2 separate regions of the Homo sapiens genome follow, and region 2 is linked to region 1. A link is an interaction called in ENCODE POLR2A ChIA-PET data of the cell type or tissue named here. Cell type or tissue: Panc1. All regions are shown on one strand. Each heading gives the region's core, and the rest is flanking DNA. Links, peaks and the distances in the headings are about the cores only. Region 1 has its middle 19 kb from the start of ST6GALNAC2. Region 2 has its middle 15 kb from the start of ST6GALNAC1.

Evidence for each region. Peaks named below come from ENCODE experiments on the same cell type or tissue, not always from the same donor. Only the 100,000 strongest peaks of a DNase experiment are listed, where the experiment ranks them.
Region 2: POLR2A ChIA-PET joins it to region 1 with 14 read pairs; 8 of 35 experiments call an interaction of 5 or more read pairs at or near these places.

The regions. Positions count from the first base shown.
Region 1 is chr17:76,599,985-76,610,208 of GRCh38, reverse strand. No RefSeq gene overlaps it. Among named protein-coding and RNA genes, the nearest start is that of ST6GALNAC2, 19 kb to the right of the region's middle. RefSeq lists enhancers at 3,698-4,218, 7,357-7,903, 7,904-8,451, 7,778-8,977 and a silencer at 8,828-9,122. In Panc1, for the core only: no CTCF peak of the experiment used is centred there; no DNase peak of the experiment used is centred there.
Region 2 is chr17:76,654,122-76,664,345 of GRCh38, reverse strand. It overlaps the pseudogene RNU6-227P. Among named protein-coding and RNA genes, the nearest start is that of ST6GALNAC1, 15 kb to the right of the region's middle. In Panc1, for the core only: no CTCF peak of the experiment used is centred there; no DNase peak of the experiment used is centred there; H3K27ac peaks cover 2,429 bases.

The DNA of each region.
Region 1 (10,224 bases), core at 955-8,954:
TTCTTGTCGTAAAATAGGCAAACGGTCTGAGGTGCCTGACGTCCAGGCATTCTTTTACACATCGGTCCCTTCCTAGTCTCTGTGCCCAGTGCAACTCATCCCAAATCTTCCTTCTTTCCCTCCCGCCTGTCCCCTCAGTCCCAACCCCAAGCATCGCTGAGTCTTTCTAATCTTCCTTTTCTACAGACCCATCTGACCTCTCCCCTCCTCGCCAGGCCGAGCTAGGTCCCAATTCTTCCTCAGCCTCCGCTCCTCCACCCTATAATCCTTTTATCACCTCCCCTCCTCACACCCGGTCCAGCTTACAGTTTCGTTCCGTGACTGGCCCTCCCCCACCTGCCCAGCAATTTACTCTTAAAAAGGTGGCTGGAGCTAAAGGCATAGTCAAGGTTAATGCTCCTTTTTCTTTATCCCAAATCAGATAGCGTTTAGGCTCTTTTTCATCAAATATAAAAACCCAGCCCAGTTCATGGCTCGTTTGGCAGCAACCCTGAGACGCTTTACAGCCCTAGACCCTAAAAGGTCAAAAGGCCGTCTTATGCTCAATATACATTTTATTACCCAATCTGCTCCCGATATTAAATAAAACTCCAAAAATTAAATTCCGGCCCTCAAACTCCACAACAGGATTTAATTAACCTCGCCTTCAAGGTGTACAATAATAGAAAAAAGTTGCAATTCCTTGCCTCCACTGTGAGACAAACCCCAGCCACATCTCCAGCACACAAGAACTTCCAAACGCCTGAACCTCAGCGGCCAGGCATTCCTCCGGAACCTCCTCCCCCAGGAGCTTGCTACAAGTGCCCGAAATCTGACCACCAGGCCGAGGAATGCCTGCAGCCCAGGATTCCTCCCAAGCCGTGTCCCATCTGTGCGGGACCCCACTGGAAATCGGACTGTTCAACTCACCTGGCAGCCACTCCCAGAGCCCCTGGAACTCTGGCCCAAGGCTCTCTGACTGACTCCTTCTCTGCTTAGCAGCTAAAGACTGACATTGCCCGATAGCCTCGGAAGCCCCGTAGACCATCACGGATGCCGAGCTTTAGGTAACCCTCACAGTGGAAGGTAAGTCCGTCCCCTTCTTAATCAATACGGAGGCTACCCACTCCACATTACCTTCTTTTCAAGGGCCTGTTTCCCTTGCCTCCATAACTGTTGTGGGTATTGACAGCCAGGCTTCTAAACCCCTTAAAACTCCCCAACTCTGGTGCCAACTTAGACAATACTCTTTTAAGCACTCCTTTTTAGTTATCCCCACCTGCCCAGTTCCCTTATTAGGCCGAGATATTTTAACCAAATTATCTGCTTCCCTGACTATTCCTGGACCACAGCCGCATCTCATTGCTGCCCTTCTTCCCAATCCAAAGCCTCCTTTGCGTCCTCCTCTTTTGTATTCCCCCCCACCTTAACCCACAAGTATAAGATACCTCTACTCCCTCCTTGGCGACCAATCATGCACCCCTTACCATCTCATTAAAACATAATCACCCTTACCCCACTCAATGCCAATATCCCATCCCACAGCATGCTTTGAAAGGAGTAAAGCCTGTTATCACATGCCTGCTACAGCATGGCCTTTTAAAGCCTATAAACTCTCCTTACAATTCCCCCATTTTACCTATCCTAAAACCAGACAAGCCTTACAAGTTAGTTCAGGATCTATGCCTTATCAACCAAATTGTTTTGCCTATCCACCCCATGGTACCAAACCATATACTCTCCTATCCTCAATACCTCCCTCCACAATCCATTATTCTGTTCTGGATCTCAAACATGCTTTCTTTACAATTCCTTTGCACCCGTCATCCCAGCCTCTCTTTGCTTTCACTTGGACTGACCCTGACATCCATTAGGCTCAGCAAATTACCCGGGCTGTACTGCTGCAAGGCTTCACAGACAGCCCCCATTACTTCAGTCAAGCCCAAATTTCATCCTCATCTGTTACCTGTCTCAGCATAATTCTCATAAAAACACACGTGCTCTCCCTGCTGATCATGTCTGATTAATCTCCCAAACCTCAATCCCTTACAAAACAACAACTCCTTTCCTTCCTAGGCATGGTTAGTGAGGTCAGAATTCTTACACAAGAGCCAGGACCGCACCTTGTAGCCTTTCTGTCCAAACAACTTGACCTTACTGTTTTAGCCTAGCCCTCAAGTCTGCGTGCAGCGGCTGCCGCTGCTTTAATACTTTTAGAGGCCCTAAAAATAACAAACTATGCTCAACTCACTCTCTACATTTCTCATAACTTCCAAAATTATTTTCTTCCTCATACCTGATGCATATACTTTCTGCTCCCTGGCTCCTTCAGCTGTACTCACTCTTTGTTAAGTCCCACAATTACCATTGTTCCTGGCCCGGACCTCAATCTGGCCTCCCACATTATTCCTGATACCACACCTGACCCCCATGACTGTATCTCTCTGATCCACCTGATGTTCTTCCCATTTCCCCACATTTCCTTCTTTCCTGTTTCTCACCCTGATCACGCTTGATTTATTGATGGCAGTTCCAGCAGGCCTAATCACCACACAGCAGCAAAAGCAGGCTATGCTATAGTACAAGCCACTAGCCCGCCTCTTAGAACCTCATTTCCTTTCCATTGTGGAAATCTATCCTCAAGGAAATAACTTCTCAGTGTTCCATCTGCTATTCTGCTACTCCTCAAGGATTCTTCAGGCCCCCTCCCTTCCCTACACATCAAGCTCAAGGATTTGCCCCCGCCCAGGACTGGCAAGTTAGCTTTACTCAACATGCACCGAGTCACAAAAACTAAAATACCTCTTAGTCTAGGTAGACACTTTCACTGGATAGGTAGAGGCCTTTCCTACAGGGTCTGAGAAGGCCACACAGTCATTTCTTCCCTTCTGTCAGACATAATTCCTCAGTTTAGCCTTCCCACCTCTATACAGTCTGATAACAGACCAGCCCTTATTAGTCAAATCAGCCAAGCAGTTTCTCAGGCTCTTAGTATTCAGTGAAACCTTTATATCCCTTACGGTCCTCCGTCTTCAGGAAAAGTAGAACGGACTAAAGGTCTTTTAAAAACACTTCACCAAGCTCAGCCACCAACTTAAAAAGGACTGGACAATACTTTTACCACTTTCCCTTCTCAGAAGTCAGACCTGTCCTCAGAATGCTACAAGGTACAGCCCATTTGAGCTCCTGTATAGACGTTCCTTTTTATTTGGTCCCAGTCTCATTCCAGACACCAGACCAACTTAGACTGTGCCCCAAAAAACTTGTCATCCCTACTATCTTCTGTCTAGTCATACTCCTATTCACCATTCTCAACTACTCATGCATTCCCTGCTCTTGTTTACACTGCTGGTTTACACTATTTCTCCAAGCCATCACAGCTGATATCTCCTGGTGCTATCCCCAAACTGCCACTCTTAACTCTTGAAGTAAATAAATAATCTTTGCTGGCAAGGCTATGCTGAATCTCCTTAGGTACTCTAATTAGATGTCCTAGGTCCTCCCAATTCTTAGACCTTTAATACCTGTTTTTCTCCTTCTCTTATTCCGTTTAGTTTTTCAATTCATACAAAACCGTATCCAGGCCATCACCAATAATTCTAAATGACAAATGTTTCTTCTAATAGTCCCACAGTATCACCCCTTACCACAAAATCTTCCTTCAGCTTAATCTCTCCCACTCTAGGTTCCCACGCCGCCCCTAATCCCGCTCGAAGCAGCCCTGAGAAACATCACCCATTATCTCTCCACACCACCCCCAAAAATTTTCACCGTCCCAACACTTTACCACTATTTCATTTTATTTTTCTTATTAATATAAGAAGACAGGAATGTCAGGCCTCTGAGCCGAAGCTAAGCCATCATATCCCCTGTGACCTGCACGTACACATCCAGATGGCCGGTTCCTGCCTCAACTGATGACATTCCACCACAAAAGAAGTGAAAATGGCCTGCTCCCGCCTTAACTGATGACATTGTCTTGTGAAATTCCTTCTCCTGGCTCATTCTGGCTCAAAAGCTCCCCTGCTGAGCACCTTGTGACCCCCACTCTGCCCACCAGAGAACAAACCCCCTTTGACTGTAATTTTCCTTTATCCACCCAAATCCTATAAAATGGCCCCACCCTTATCTCCCTTCGCTGACTCTCTTTTCGGACTCAGCCCACCTGCACCCAGGTGAAATAAACAGCCATGTTGCTCACCCAAAGCCTGTTTGGTGGTCTCTTCACACGGACGTGCATGAAAGTTATAGTTTCACAACGTGAATATACCAAACAATCACCTGAATTACACAACCTAAAAATGCAGCCAACATCTTATCTGTCTTCTTGGGAAATAAGGAGAATCTTTTAAAATGCTTTAGTACCTAAGACCCACTGTAATAAAGATGCAAAAAATGGAATCCTCCCACCCCATCACACATCACTACACACGTCTAACAGGTTATCTTACATGTCAGGCAGGAAGAAAAAAAACCAACACATTATCATTTAGCATTCATCAGCTACACTCATTTAATTAACTTGTGCTTCAGAAGCTTACCAAGATAGAGCTGGTGGCATAACAGAGGTGCAATTAATGCTACCATCTAGGACACTGTCCAAAGAAACACACAAGATTGGGGGAAGGGGGAATAAGTCACCTGCTTCTGAGACGGATCATTGTCTTCAGCCTCAAAAAAAGATGACATCTCTGTAGTTAGCATTTCTAATACCATAGTTCCATAATTTCCTGATACACTCTCAAAAGCAGAACTCTGGCTTATGTGAATAACAGACTATTGCCAGGGACCCACCCAAATGCCCTTTATCAGCCAGCAAAACACTACCCAGGCTAATGGCTGACACCTGTGACCTTCTCTGGAGGCTCCTGGAGAGCCTGTCACCCTGACGTGCTTGGGACATTCCACCCCATCCCCACTCCTGGGGAGTTGATGTCTCACTTAAGGGGTACAAAAGGGGACAGGACAATTCTGTGTTGGGATCTATGCTTGAGATCTTGGCAGGTCAAGCCAAGCCTTTACCTGAGACTTCACTCGATTATCCTTTTCTTCTCTCCCTTATAGATGCTTCCTGATGAGCCCTCCCTCAGTAAACCACATGCCCCAAATTCCTGGCTCAGGCTCTACTTCTGGGAGAGGACACCTAATACGAAGGCCTTTCTAGGTGGTTTTAACTCACACAGTTGCCTCTAATTCTGGGAATAAGCCCAACCCTGAAACAGCCGAAACAGACATCCCTTTCTTATATATGGTCACATGGTATTATCTAGTCTCTCTTTTTTTTTTTTTTTTTTTTTTGAGACAGAGTCTCGCTCTGTCCCTAGGCTGGAGTGCAGTGGCACAATCTTGGCTCACTGCAAGCTCTGCCTCCCGGGTTCATGCCATTCTCCTGCCTCAGCCTCCCAAGTAGCTGGGACTACAGGCGCCCCCCCACCACGCCCAACTAATTTTTTGTGTTTTTAGTAGAGACGGGGTTTCACCGTGTTAGCCAGGATGGTCTTGGTCTCCTGACCTCATGATCTGCCTGCCTCAGCCTCCCAAAGTGCTGGGACTACAGGTGTGAGCCACCACGCCTGGCCATCTAGTCTCTCTTTCTTGCTATGAAAACTCTACCAGAAATACATTTAGAACTGACTTTCTTAGAAGCCTAGTTCTCTTATAAATTTGAAATAAAATGTGGACAGGAACATATAATCTGTTCAATAAAAGAGGCTGCCATAAAGTATAGCTCCCACTCTGGCCAGATGCGGTGGCTCACGCCTGGAATCCCAGCACTTTGGGAGACAGAAGGGGGCAGATCACCTGAGGTTAGGAGTTTGAGACCAGCCTGGCCAACATAACGAAACCTGTCTCTTCTAAAAATACAAAGAATTAGCCGAGCTTGGTGGCAGGCACCTATAATCCCAGCTACTTGGGAGGCTGAGGCAAGAGAATCACTTGAACCTGGGAGGCAGAGATTGCAGTGAACCGAGATAGTGCCACTACATACTCCAGCCTGGGTGATATAGTGAGACTCCATTTCAAAAAAAAAAAAAAAAAAAAAAAAACATAGCTCCCACTCTGGCCAGGTATGGAGGCTCACACCTGTAATCCCAACATTTTGGGAGGCTGAGGTGGGAGGATTGCTTGAGACCAGCCTGGGCAATATGGCAAAACCCCTTCTCTATTATTTAAAAAAAAAAAAAATTAGGTGGGGCACAGTGGCTCACACATGTAATCCCAGCACTTTGGGATGCCAAGGCAGAAGGATCATTTGAGGTCAGGAGTTCGAGACCAGCCTGGCCAACATGGTGAAACCCCGTCTCTACTAAAAATACAAAAATTAGCTGGGCATGGTGGCGGGCACATGTAATCCAAGCTACTCAGGAGGCTGAGGCGGGAGAATTTCTTGAGCCTGGGAAGCAAAGGTTGTAGTGAGCAGAGACTCCGTCTCAAAAAAAAAAAAAAAGTAAAAAAAAAATTATTTAAAAAATCATAGTTCCCATCTCTGTCTCTCTTTTTTTTTTTTTTTTTTTTTGAGATGGAGTCTTGCTCTTGCCACCCAGGCTGGAGTGCAATAGTGTGATCTTGGCTCGCTGCAACCTCTGCCTCCTGTGTTCAAGCAATTCTCCTGCCTCAGCCTCCTGAGTAGCTGGGATCACAGGTGTGCACCACCACGCCTGGCTAATTTTTGTATTTTTAGTAGAGACGGAGTTCCACCATCTTAACCAGGCTGGTCTTGAACTCCTGACCTCAAGTGATCTGCCCACCTCAGCCTCCCAAAGTGCTGGGATTACAGGTGTGAGTCACCGCGCCCAGCCCCATCCTTTTTCTTGACTCCTTCCAGCTTAGACCAAAAACCCCAAGTGCAAGTTCAGGCTTCCAAACTCTACGGCCTCTGATATGGTTTGGATGTGTGTCCCCTCCAAACCTCATGTTGAAACATGATTCCTAATGTTAGATGTGGGGCCTGATGGGGGGTGATTCGATCATGGGGTAGATCCTTCATGAATGGCTCAGCAACATCCCCTTGGTGATAAGTGAGTTTTGCTCAGTTAGTTCATGCAAGGTCTGGTTGTTTAAGAGTCTGGGACCTCTCCCTTCTCTCTATTGCTCTCTCTCCAAGTGACATGCCTGCTCCCACTTCACCTTCCGCCATGAATAAGAGCTCCCTGAGGCCTCACCAGAAGCCAAGCAGATGTGGGCACCATGCTTCCTGTACAGCCTGCAGAACAATGAGCCAATTAAACCTCTTTTCTTTATAAATTATCCACTGTCAGGTATTTATAGCAATGTAAAAACAGACTAACAGCCTCCAACTATGTCCTCTTCCCAAGGAGTGCCCTTGCAATGATTCAAAGCCTGGGCCAGGAATTGAGTGTTTTACCGGTGGGTAAACCATGGCTTATCCATTAAACGTTGCAGCATAATTTATCTTTCAACAACCCCAGTCTCTCTTTCTCTTCCGCCTTTCAGAGTCACTGGTGCAAGGGCTCACACAGTTACTCACGGATTTAACATTATTTTTCCTCTTTTCTCACATGCCTGGGACTTAGACAACTAATTCAGCTGTTTTAGAGGATTTAAAAGGTTAAAGTACAGATCTAACACGTCTCGCAATTCTCTGCTTCTGGGTCAGCAGTTTTTTTGGGTTTTTTGTTTTTTTTTTGAGACAAAGTCTTGTTCTCTCGCCAAGGCTGGAATGTAATGGCACGATCTGGGCTCACTGCAACCTCTGCCTCCCAGGTACAAGTGATTCTCCTGCCTCAGCCTCCCGAGTAGCTGGGATTACAGGTGCCTGCCACCACACCTGGCTAATTTTTGTATTTTTAGTAGAGACGGGATTTCGCCATGTTGGCCAGGCTGGTCTCAAACTCTCGACCTCAGGCGGTCCGCCTGCCTTGGCCTCCCAAAATGCTGGGATTACAGGTGTGAGCCACCATGCCCAGCCTAGGATCAGCAGTTTTTGATCTTGTTCTTTTTTGCAGTGAGGAGTAGGCAAAGGGTCCAAAAGTTGCTCCTGGGTCGAGGGTGCATTGGAGAGATCAAGAGAGATTCAGAAGCAGGACAGATATTTGTGTTAGTAATGTTACAGGCACTTCAACCAGAGTGACTCCATCTTGAATAGGGACTGGGTAAAATGAGGTTGAGACCTGCTGTACTGCATTCCTAGGGGGTTAGACATTCTTAGTCATAGGGTGAGATAGGAGCTCGCAAGATACAGGTCACAAAGACCCTGCTGATAAAACAGGATGCAGTAAAGAAGCCAGCCAAAACCAAGATGGCAACAAATGTAACCTCTAATAGTCCTCACTGCCCATTATATGCTAATTATAATGCATTAGCATGCTAAAGTCACTCCCACCGGCACCATGAAAGCTTAGAAATGCCATGGCAACGTTCAGAAGTTACCTTATATGGTCTAAAAGGGGGAGGAAACCTCATTTCCAAAAAATCCCCACCCGTTTCCTGGAAAACATAATAATCCACTCCTCGTTTAGCATATGATCAAGAGATAACCATAAAAATAGCCACCCACTGGGAGGCGGAGGCGGGTGGATCACAAGGTCAGGAGATTGAGACCATCCAGGCTAACACCATGAAACCCCATCTCTACTAAAAATAAAAATAAATAAAAAAAATAGCCACCCAGCAGCTCTTGGGGCTGCTCTGCCTATGGAATAGCTATTCTTTTGTTTCTTTACTTCTCTAACAAACTTGCTTTCACTTTACTCTGGACTCACCCTAAATTCTTTATTGCATGAGATCCCAGAACCCTCTCTTGGGGTCTGGATTGGGACCCCTTTCTGGTGATAGTAATGGAAAGTCTAAAGTGTACTCAGAGGATAGTGTTGCATTCATGCTGGTCTCCATGGCAGTCCTCACATGTCCTGTTGACTGTATGTATTTATTTTTGAGAGAGGGTCTCACCCCATCACCCAGGCTGGAGTGCAGTGGCGCTATTGCAGCTCTCTGCAGCCTTGAACTCCCAGGCTCAAACGATCCTCCCACCTTAGCTTCCTGCATATGTGCCACCACACCCAGTTAACTTTTTTTCTCTCTTTTTGGTAGAGACAGGGTCTCACGATGTCGCCTAGGCTTGTCTCGAACTCTTGGGCTCAAGCGATCGGCCCACCTCGGCCTCCCAAAGTACTGGGATTACAGGCATAAGTCACTATTCCCTGCTTTGACTGGTATTTAAAGGAAAGCTTAAAGTCAAACATTGTGTTCACAGAAGGAGAAAAGTACACTGTACCAAGCTTGAGGATTTATACTTATCTACAAAATTGTTTGCAAATCGGTTTATACAAAAATGTGGCATTTTCTGGATTATCACATACTGGGTGGGCACAAAGAATAGTTCTGTGTTGGCACTGGGGAACAGGGAACTAGAGGCCTGACCCCGACCCCCTTCACATACACAAACACACACACACACTCACACACACACACTCACGCACACACCAGCTTCCTCAGAATCTCAAGGCAGGTTGGGTGTGGTGGCTTATGCCTGTATCCTAGTATTTTGGGAGGCCAAGGCAAACGGATTCCTTGAGCTCAGGAGTTCAAGACCAGTCTGGGCAACATGGCAAAACCCCATCTCTACTAAAAGTACAAAAATTAGCCAGGTGTGGTGGTGCGCATCTATAGTCCTAGCTACTCAGGAGGCTGAGGTGGAAGGATAGCTTGAGCCCAGGAGTTCAAGACTGCAGTGAGCCATGATCACGGCGCCACTGTACTCCAAGCTGGGTGACAGAGTAAGACCCTGTCCCCCCAGCCCCACCTAAAAAAAAACTCAAGGCAAATAGCACACCCAAGGTGATGCACGATATGGTGTCTACCCTTAGCTGAGCGCGAGGGCAGGAAGAAACAGGGTCTGCACGCCCTGCCATTTTGCACAGACACAGCACTCCTGAGCGTAGGAGGAGATGAAAGACAAACTCTTGACACAGCCAACCCCAGGCATGGGTGGAGAATTCCTCTCTTACAGATTCATCGGACTCGTCTAACCTTGCTCGTTGCTTCGGGGGTATTAGAAAACAGCAATGAGTATCATTGTCTCAGAGTCAGGGGCTAGTGAAATCAGGACCATGTCAGGCGATACAATTTGGGTACAGAAGAGAGGCTTGGCAAGAAAGGGGTTTGGGCCAAGGGAATAGGTAGGTTTCTCACTTAGGCAGACACCATTTAGACAACCAGAGCAGAATCATTCATCACAGTGCTTAGCTGGGCGTGGAGACACACATCACTTCTGGCTGGGGGCAT
Region 2 (10,224 bases), core at 1,273-9,272, 54 kb before region 1:
TGCCCCAAAATATGCCACTGTGGCATAAAAATTATTTTGAGCTAAAGGCAATTTAAAAATAGCAAACAGGCTGGGTGTGGTGGCTCACGCCTGTAATCCCAGCATTTTGGGAGGCTGAGGCAGGTGGATCACCCGAGGTCAGGAGTTCGAGACCAGCCTGGTCAACATGGTGAAACCCCATCCCTACTAAAAATACAAAAAATTTAGCTGGTCGTGGTGGTGGGCACCTGTAATCCTAGGTACTCGGGAGGCTGAGGCAGGAGAATCACTTGAACCCAGGAGGTGGAGTTTGCGGTGAGCCGAGATGGCGCCACTGCATTCCAGCCTGGGCGACAGAGTGAGACTCCATCTCCAAACAAAAACAAAAACAAAAGCAGCAAACACAGGAAAAGCTTTCTCTACCCTTCCCCTTTTTTGCCTAAAGGCAGGCATAGAAATTCTGCTTTACTGGAGACCACTCGAGACTTACCAGCCCAGAGAGGGCACCAGAGGAATCTACAAACCTTCCTTCCTCCTTTAGTGTTCTCCCAGTTTCCCACCCTTAAAAGCCTACAGCCACTTACTTTTGTCCTATCTCTTACCTACAACTTTATTGGTCTTTTTTGACCATGCTATATAAGCTGGAGGTCTTGGCCACATATTGAGTTACTTTTTGTTGAAGGGCAGGTGATGAGGTTTGGCGGGGTGGTGGGGGTCAAAGCAGACACCAGACCACCAGGCAAGGACAAGAAGGACATGACAGCCGTATTTTCTAAAGCCTTGACTGGTGGGAAAAAAGGGAACGAATTCGTGTTTGGAAATAAGAGAATTTAGACTGGGCGCAGTGGCTCATGCCTGTAATCCCAGCACTTTGGGGGGCCAAGGCACGCAAATCACTTGAGGTTAGGAGTTCAAGATCTGGCCAACATGATGCAACCCCATCTCTACTAAAAACTGCAAAAATTAGCCAGGCGTGGTGGCACAGGCCTGTAATCTCAGCTACTCGGGAGGCTGAGGCAGGAGAATCGCTTGAACCCGGGAGGTGGAGGTTGCAGTGAGCTGAGATCACGCCATTGCACTCCAGCCTGGGCAACAGAGTAAGACTCTGTCTCAAAAAAAAAAAAAAAAAAAAGGAAATAAGATAATCTAAATTGCGGTGGCTCACGCCTATGGCAGAAGGATCACTTGAGCAGAGGAGTTTGAGACCAGCCTGGGTAATGAAGTGAGACTTCATCTCTACAAAAAATAAACAATTTAGCTGGACGTTGTGGCGTTGCTGTAGTTCCAGCTATTCAGGAGGCTGAGGGGGAAGGATTGTTTCAGCCCAAGAGTTTGAGGCTGCAGTGAGCTATGATTAAGCCATTGCACTCCAACCTGGGTGACAGAGTGAGACCCTGTTTCTAAAATAAGAACATTTTAAAAAAACATAATCACCATATCACTGTCACCTTTAATACATGTAATAATTCCTTAATGTTATTTAATATCCGATTATTGAAATTGCTTGGTTTAGGGCGCAGTGGTTTACACCTGTAATCCCAGCACTTGAGCTCAGGAGTTCGAGACCAGCCTGGGCAGCATGGCAAAACCCTGCCTCTATTAAAAATACAAAAATTAGCCAGGTATGGTGGCGCGTGCCTGTAGTCCCAGCTACTTGGGAGTCTGGGGCATAAGTATCGCCTGAACGTGGGAGGCAGAGGTTGCAGTGAGCTGAGACTGCACCACTGCACTCCAGCCTGGGTGACAGAGTGAGACAGTCTGAAAAAAAAAATTTTTAATTTAAAAAATAAGAAATTAGTTGGTTTGTTCAAATCAGAATCCAAACAAGAGCCACCCACTGCAATTAGTTGTGCCCCCAAGTCTCTTTTATTCCACAACAGTCTCCTCATCTTTTTTTTTTTTTTTTTTTTTTTTGAGACGGAGTTTTGCTCTTGTCGCCCAGGCTGGAGTGCAATGGTGCGATCTCAGCTCACCGCAACCTCCGCCTACCGGGTTCAAGCGATTCTCCTGCCTCAGCCTTCCCGAGTAGCTGGGATTACAGGCACGCACCACCATGCCCGGCTAATTTTGTATTTTTAGTAGAGATGGGATTTCTTCATGTTGGTCAGGCTGGTCTCGAACTCCTGACCAGAGGTGATCCGCCCACCTCAGCCTCCCAAAGTGCTGGGATTACAGACGTGAGCCACCGCGCCCAGCTAAGTCTTCTCATCTTTTTTAAAAACTGACATTGATTTGCTAGAGAAGCCAGGTCTTACAGAATATTCACCTGGATTTGGCTGAGGGGGTATGCGATGCACTTCCTGCGCTGAGCTCTAAAGGCTGGACTGTATGCAAATGCATTCAAATTTGTGACCAGAATTCTTCCCAGGGCTATATCTGTCACCCCAAGTTTGATGACACTGGGATTGGCCAATGAAGTCAGCCTGTTCCCTCCATCAACCTGAGCTTCTGCCTCAAGGTCTTAGTGTTCATTTATGATCATTGTCGTAGGAGTTCGTAAAATGATGGTTTTCTGATTCTATTATTCCTCTTGCAATGAACTGTATAAATTCTATAAAGAACTTTCCCTCATTGGTTATGTGGTTTCACTAAAATATAGTTTGTATGGAAAGGGGAGCTTTTGTGTTGGCTCCTGGGAACTTCTTTTTCCTTTGGATTTTTTTTTTTTTTTTTGAATTGGAGTCTCACTCTGTCACCCAGGCTGGAGTGCAATGGCACGATCTCAGCTTACTGCAAAGTTCACCTCCCAGGTTCAAGCAATTCTCCTGCCTTGGCCTCCTGAGTAGCTGAGATTACAGGCATGTACCACCACACCCAGCTAATTTTTGTATTTTTAGTAGAGATGGGGTTTCACCATGTTGGCTAGGCTGGTCTCGAACTCCTGACCTCAGGTGATCCGCCTGCCTCAGCCTCCCAAGTGCTGGGATTACAGGCGTAAGCCACCACGCTCAGCCTCCTTTGGTAATTTTTCTTTAGTTTGAAATAAGACTTACAGAAAAGTTGCAAGGCTAGTACAACAGACTCCCATCTGCCCTTCACCCGGATTCCCCAGTAGTTAGCATTTTACCACATTTGTTTAATTATTTTTCTCTCTCATATATAGGCATACATATATATATCGTTTTAGCCACTTGAGAATGAATCACAGTGTCCTTTTCCTGTAAATATTGTAGTAAAGAACAGAACATACTGTTAAATAATCGCGAGCAATGATCAATATTAGGAAACTTATATTCATACAATTCTATTATTTAATCTATGAGTGTATTCATACTTTGCCAGTTGACCGACAATGTTTTTAATGTAAAAAAAAAAAAAAGTCTGTTCCAGGATCTAATCCATGATTAAACACTGCATTTACCTCTGTCTCTATAGTGTCACTTAATGTGGAATAGCTCCTCAGTCTCTTTGTCTTTTGTGACCTTGACATTTCCTAAGAGTACAGGCCAGTTATTTAATAGGATCTGTGAACTTGGAACAAATTTGTCTTTGATAATTTCGTTGCTTTCTGACAAAACAGGATGCCCACACCCATATACATTTCCTGGTCCTGATTCTCGACACCATTTCTTGCATGGGAAAGAAATGGGACCTGAGGCCAGGCAAGGTGATTCACACCTGTAATCCCAGCATTTCAGGAGGCTGAGGTGGGCGGATCACCTGAAGTCAGGAGTTTGAGACCAGCTTGGCCAACATGATGAAACCCTGTCTCTACTAAAAATACAAAAACTAGCTGGGCGTGGTGGCAGGCACCTGTAATCCCAGCCACTCAGGAGGCTGAGGCTGGAGAATAGCTTGAACCTGGGAGGTGAGGTTGCAATGAGCTGAGATCACACCACTGCACTCCAGCCTGGGTGACAGAGCAAGACACTGTCTCAATAAAAAAAAAAAAAAAAGGGACGTGAATCCTGATGATAGTGCTATTGATTGGGGTGAGATGCAAGTGGGGACAGGGGTTGCAACCAGCTGAGCATCCTGGGACTGCCTCTCCTCCAGCCCTGGAGACTCCTCATTCTGGGGAATGGCAACTTCGGGCTGGACTCTGTGGATGAGTTTCTCAGATGCCTGGGTGACACCAAGGTAGAGCGGGGGACCTGCAGACTTCGTTCCCTGCATGGCTCTGGGTGTGGCTCATGCAGGATAACCCTCAAATTTCCTCCTAGCCGTTTTTTTTAATGACAGATTTTATTGCATTTTAGGGCTTGAGATGTTTACTTGTTTTTCTTATCTACTATTATTGATTTACTGTAACCGCCAGCAGGGCAAACACAAAATTTGGGGCATCTGCTTGCTGTCAAGGAAGTGTCAAAATATGTGATAAACATAGGGTGACTCAGCAAAACAACTCAGACTCTAATTACATGGTGAATGCACCGTGCCGCAGAGGACTTGCCCTGTCCCGGGCGGTGCGGGTGGCTGCTCATCCATGGAGGCGATTGTTCTTGGCCGGTCCTTCCTGCAGGGATGGATGCAGGGCAGAGGGTTACTGACTCGCAGGGAATGGCTGCACTCACTGGCAAAATCCTCCCTCTGATTTTTGTGAATGTTCTCACAGAAGAAACTCCTAAGTGATCTACAGTCTTGGGGCTAGACTCCTACCACTACGGGATTCCTGGGCTACAGCTCCCAAGGAAATGGGGAGTCTGCAGGAAAAGGTCAACAACAGGTTGTTGCACCTTTGGCTTCTGAGTGTTCCAAACAGAAGGGTAGCAGAAAGTGCTGCAGGGCTGTCTGAGAAGAGGGCCTCAGGGCAGAACTGCCAGTGTCAGAGAAGAGGCAGACTGGGGACATCAAAGGAGAGGGGGAAATGTATCCAGACAGGAGTGTAAGTGCAGTTGTTTTCTTGAGAAGCCTCACCTCATTGAGGTATCAACATGAAACCATTTTCTTTTTCTTTTTTCTTTTTTTTTTTTTTTGAGATGAGGTCTGGCTGTGTTGCCCAGGCTGGAGTGCAGTGGGGTGATCTTGGTTCACTGCAACCTCCGCCTCCTGGGCTTAAGCCATCCTCCCACCTCAGCCTCCCGAGTACCTGTAGTAAGGCACACACCACCATGCCTGGCTAATTTTTGTATTTGTAGAGATGGGGTTTTGGCCGGACATGGGGGCTCACCCCTGTAATCCCAGCACTTTGGGAGGCTGAGGTGGGCAGATCACTTCAGGTCAGGAGTTCAAGGCCAGCCTGTCCAATGTGGTGAAATCCCATCTCTACTAAACACATAAAAATTAGCCGGGCATGATGGCAGGCACCTGTAATCTCAGCTACTCCAGAGGCTGAGGCAGGAGAATCGCTGGAACTCAGGAGGTAGAGGTTGCAGTGAGCCAAGATCACACCATTGCACTCCAGCCTGGGCATTGGAGTGAGACGCTGTCTCAAAAAAGAAAAAAAAAAAAAAACAAGAGATGGAGTTTTGCCATGTTTCCCAGGCTTGTCTTGAACTCCTGTGCTCAAGCGATCTGCCTTCCTTGGCCTCTCAAAGTGCTGGGATTCCAGGCATGAGCCATGGTGCCCAGCCCATTTTCTATTTTCTAATCACTGCTTCCACTCTATGCCAACTCCCTTCAGTCCCTTAGCAATATCTTGGGCAGATTCATCACTTTAGCCTGGTAAAGCTCAGGCCAGCCCTGTTTCAAGCCCCACTCGCATATCTGGTTCACAGTGCTTCACCTCCTCTTCCCAGCACAAGCTGGGCACTCACACTGCTTGCTGGGAGAATGAGGAGATTGGGGAGTGGGCCTGGTCTAGTTCTGTGATACCTGCTGCCTCCTCTCTTTACAAGGCCTCGCTTCCTAGCTGCCCTCGTGTGGAGAGCAGGAAATGGAAGTGGTCAGGACACGGAAGAAGACAGCAGAGGTGTCTTAATGTAGCTGACTATAGGTCCAAGGTGAGGAGGCCCCAGATCCAGCTGGACTTGGTTCCATCTATTGCTGCTGACCTCTGAGGATAGGGTAGACTCTGCATAGATGGTGTCCCCTCTTTAACGAAGCCCTGCTCAGAAAACCCAGCCTAGTCTTCCCTGGCCCCACCAGGAAATCCACTTTCCAATCTCCAGAGGGAGGGCCCTATTATTTGCTTCAGAGGCCACCTGGACAGCGTGTGAGCCCTGCCCTTCCTCTCAACTTTGTGCTTCCTCCTATGGAGACATCGAGGCTTTTCTGCACCTTCCAAAGGTCATGGGAGATGGCCTGGGGGTGCCCTCTTCTTGTTCCTCAACTCAGACAAGGTTTTCGAACCCTGCCAGCATATGGGCAGTGCTGGTGGAGAGGTAGACCGCCTTCAGCAATCACAGCACTGTCAATACTTGATTCCATTTCTAAATCTGTTTCCCAGGCTGGTCTGGAACTCTTAAATCTGGGCCACAAGCATAAAAGAAGCTGCATGTAATTAGTTTGCTTCTTTCCATAGACCTGTTTGTTGAAATGGAGTATTCTACTGGCAAATCGTCTCATAGAAAAAGAGGTGGGTACAAAGAGCCCAGATGGAAAGCCTGAAGAAAAAAACAAATGATTTTTTGGTCTGATTTGGGTAGAAATGATATTCTGAAGCAGAATATCAGTTGCAAAGAGATCATTATCCTCACTCCCTAAGCAAATATCAAGGGGGCAGACATTCTTTTCATCTTGGACGATTTTCACAAGCTGTATATCTCCGGGAATATTGACAAAGACATTTTCAACAGAACAAAAATCAATGATAATTATAGCTTGTGGCCTTTGAAGCAAAATAGAATGAGACCTATCAAGACACACCAAATCATTTATACCCCTTTTAAAATCAGTAAGAACGCTAGTATGTCCAGGACAATAGCAAACTAGGGGCCTCAAAACACATGTTTTGGCCAGGCACAGTGGCTCACGCCTGTAATCACAGCACTTTGGGAGGCCGAGGTGGGCAGATCACCTGAGGTCAGGAGTTCGAGGCCAGCCTGGGCAACATGGCGAAACCCTGTCTCTACTAAAAATACAAAAATTAGCCAGGCATGGTGGCAGGCACCTATAGTCACAGCTGCTCGGGAGGCTGAGGCAGAAGAATCACTTGAACCCAGGAGGTGGAGGTTGCTGTGAGCCGAGATCGCGCCACTGCACTCCAGCCTGGGCGATAGAGTGAGACTCCGTTTCAAAAAAAAAAGAGAAAAGAAATCTGGTTGTTTAAGAGTCTGGGACCTCCCCCTTCTCTCACTCCTGCTTTCTGCATGTGATGCGCCTGTTCCCCTTTGCCTTACGCCATGACTGTAAGCCACCTGAGTCATGGTGGTCCTGTACGGTCTGCAGAACCATGAGCAAATTAAACCTCTTTTCTTTATACATTTCCCAGCCTTTATAAATTTCTCATGGCTTACTTCCTCCTTTTACCTGGTCACTTCCTCAGAGAGGCCTTCCCTGACCACAGCTCTTACTCTATGCTTCATTTTTATTTGTTTATTTATTTATTTAGACAGAGTCCCACTCTCTCGCCCAGGCTGGAGTGCAATGGTTCAATTATAGCTCACTGCAGCCTCCAACTCCTCAGCTCAAGCAATCCTCCTGCCTCAGCCTCCCCAGCAACTGGGACCACAGGCACGAGCCACCACACCCAACCAATTTTTAAAATTTTATGTACAGATAGGGTCTTACTGTGTTGGCCAGGCTAGTCTCAAACTCCTGGACTCAAGCGATCTTCCTGCCTCGGCCTCCCAAAGTCCTGGGATTACAGGCGTGAGCCTTGGCGCCCTGCCACATTTTTCTTCATAGCATGGATTATTATCTGTTTAATTGATTCTCCACTGTCTCTGTTCTAGGAGCTTACCTCAATGAAGGCAGGACTGCTATATTTTGCTCATCACTATGTCCACGGCACCAATAGAGCCTGGTGCTGGAGAAATAATCATTAAAAATAAGTCTCCTGCTACTCCAGAAAACTTCTCCACAAAGGCGCCTTCAGCACAACAGCTAGTATTGTTACTACCTTTATATATGGAGCACTTCACAAATTTGCGTGTCATCCTTGCACAGGGGTCATGCTAATTTTCTCTGTATCGTTCCAATTTTAGTATATCTGCTGCTGAAGCAGGCACAGCACAGGTTATTAATATTGCAGCCTGACTAAGTGCAATGTGGCCATTAATTTTCAACCCTTCCTTTCTGGGGACTGGTGGCCAGGGTAGCGTTTTCCTGCTAGAATCTCATCCTCTGCCTTTTGTGTGCTGATGCCCTGTGTTACTCCGTGAGCCTCACTGGTCAGGTAGGGAACACTGGATAGGGAACCTTCCAGTACTTGAGCTGGCCAAGTGCCCCTCCTCTGTGTCTCTCTATTGGCCCCGTGTGTTTTCTGTCACTCATTGACACGACAGTTTACAGTACTTACCCCAGGAGTCAGTATATAGTAAACTCTTAGGAAATGTGAACTGAATTAATTCACAGGCAAAACCTTTGAGTTTGTGTCACATTTCTTTTAGATTGCACCTGTTACCACAATACTGGGCTGTGGTGTAGGCCTCCCTTGCTATCAAACTCATTCCTCCAAAAGGAGAGTACATGGGAAGGTGGAAGGACTTCCCATGTCCCAGGAAATGGTTGGCTATAATCTTAGAGAATGAACTAGGGCCCGGGCATGGTGGCTCATGCCTGTAATCCCAGCTCTTTGGGAGGCCAAGCTGGGTGGATCACCTGAGGTCAGGAGTTCGAGACCAGCCTGGCCAATATGGTGAAACCTCTTCTCTACTAAAAATACAAAAATTGGCTGGGCGTGGTGGTGCATGCCTGTAATCCCAGGTATTTGGGAGGCTAAGACATGAGAATTGCTTGAACTCAAGAGGCAGAGGTTGCAGTGAGCCAAGATGGCACCACTGCACTCCAGCCTGGGCAACAGAGCGAGACTTCTGTCTCAAAAAAAAGAAAATGAGGCCAGGCGTCGTGGCTCATGCCTGTAATCCCAGCACTTTGGGAAGCTGAGGTGGGCGGATCACCTGAGGTCAGGAGTTCAAGACCAGCCTTGCTAATATAGTGAAACCCCGTCTCTACCAAAAATACAAAAATTAGTCAGGCATAGTGGCATGTGCCTGTAGTCCCAGCTCCTTGGGAGGCTGAGGCAGAAGAATCGCTTGAACCCAGGAGGTGGAGGTTGCAGTGAGCTGAGATCATGCCACTGCACTCCAGCCTGGGTGACAGAGCAAGACTCCGTCTCAAAAAAAAAAAAAAGAAAATGAACTAGGGTTCTTTGGTCATTATTAGAGCCTTAGGAGAACAAGAAATATGGCAGTTGTATTCAGAGACCAAAGAAATGTTGTCAAACAAGTCTATTAGGGCCTATCTGATTTTTTCAGCTGCCTGAAAGAACAGCTGTTGGGCCGGGCGCGGCGGCTCACGCCTGTAATCCCAGCACTTTGGGAGGCCGAGGCGGGCAGGTCACGAGGTCAGGAGATCGAGACCATCCTGGCTAACACGGTGAAACCCCGTCTCTACTAAAAATACAAAAAATTAGCTGGGTGTGGTGGCGGATGCCTGTAGTCCCAGCTACTCGGGAGGCTGAGGCAGGAGGATGGCGTGAACCCGAGAGGCGGAGCTTACAGTGAGCCGAGATCGCGCCACTGCACTCCAGCCTGGATGAAAGAGCAAGACTCCGTCTCAAAAAAATAAAAAATAAAAAAAGAACAACAGGCATTTATGTTGCTTGGATCTGGTGAACAGTGATAATGCAGCACAATCTAGAGCCTTCAACACTGGCATTTCTGACTCACACTGTTCAGGCCCCAGAGAAAGGCTTCTCCACATCACTTGCCCTGTGTCTTCAAAATCAAAGATGACAGTGTCTGGATGCTATCTAGATTTGTGGGTTCTTCAGAGGCAAGCAGTGACTCAAGATACAGGAAGAATTTGAGCAGCAGAGGTGCTTGGTAACAAAAAGGACTAATTAATTAGCTTGTCAATTCCTACTTTCAGAGAGCAGAAATACAATTGATTTTTGCATAACAAAACACATTTCCCTACTCTTTTTTTTTTTTTTTTGAGACAGAGTCTCGCTCTGTTGCCCAGGCTGGAGTGCGATGGCACGATCTCAGCTCACTGCAACCTCTGCCACCCGGTTTCAAGCAATTCTCCTGCCTCAGCCTCCCAAGTTGCTGAGATTACAGGTGCCTGCTACCATGCCCGGCTACTTTTTTTTTTTTTTTTTGAGACAGAGTTTTGCTCTTGTTGCCCAGGCTGGAGTGCAATGGCGCAATCTCGGCTCACCGCAACCTCCGCCTCCTGGGTTTAAGCAATTCTCCTGCC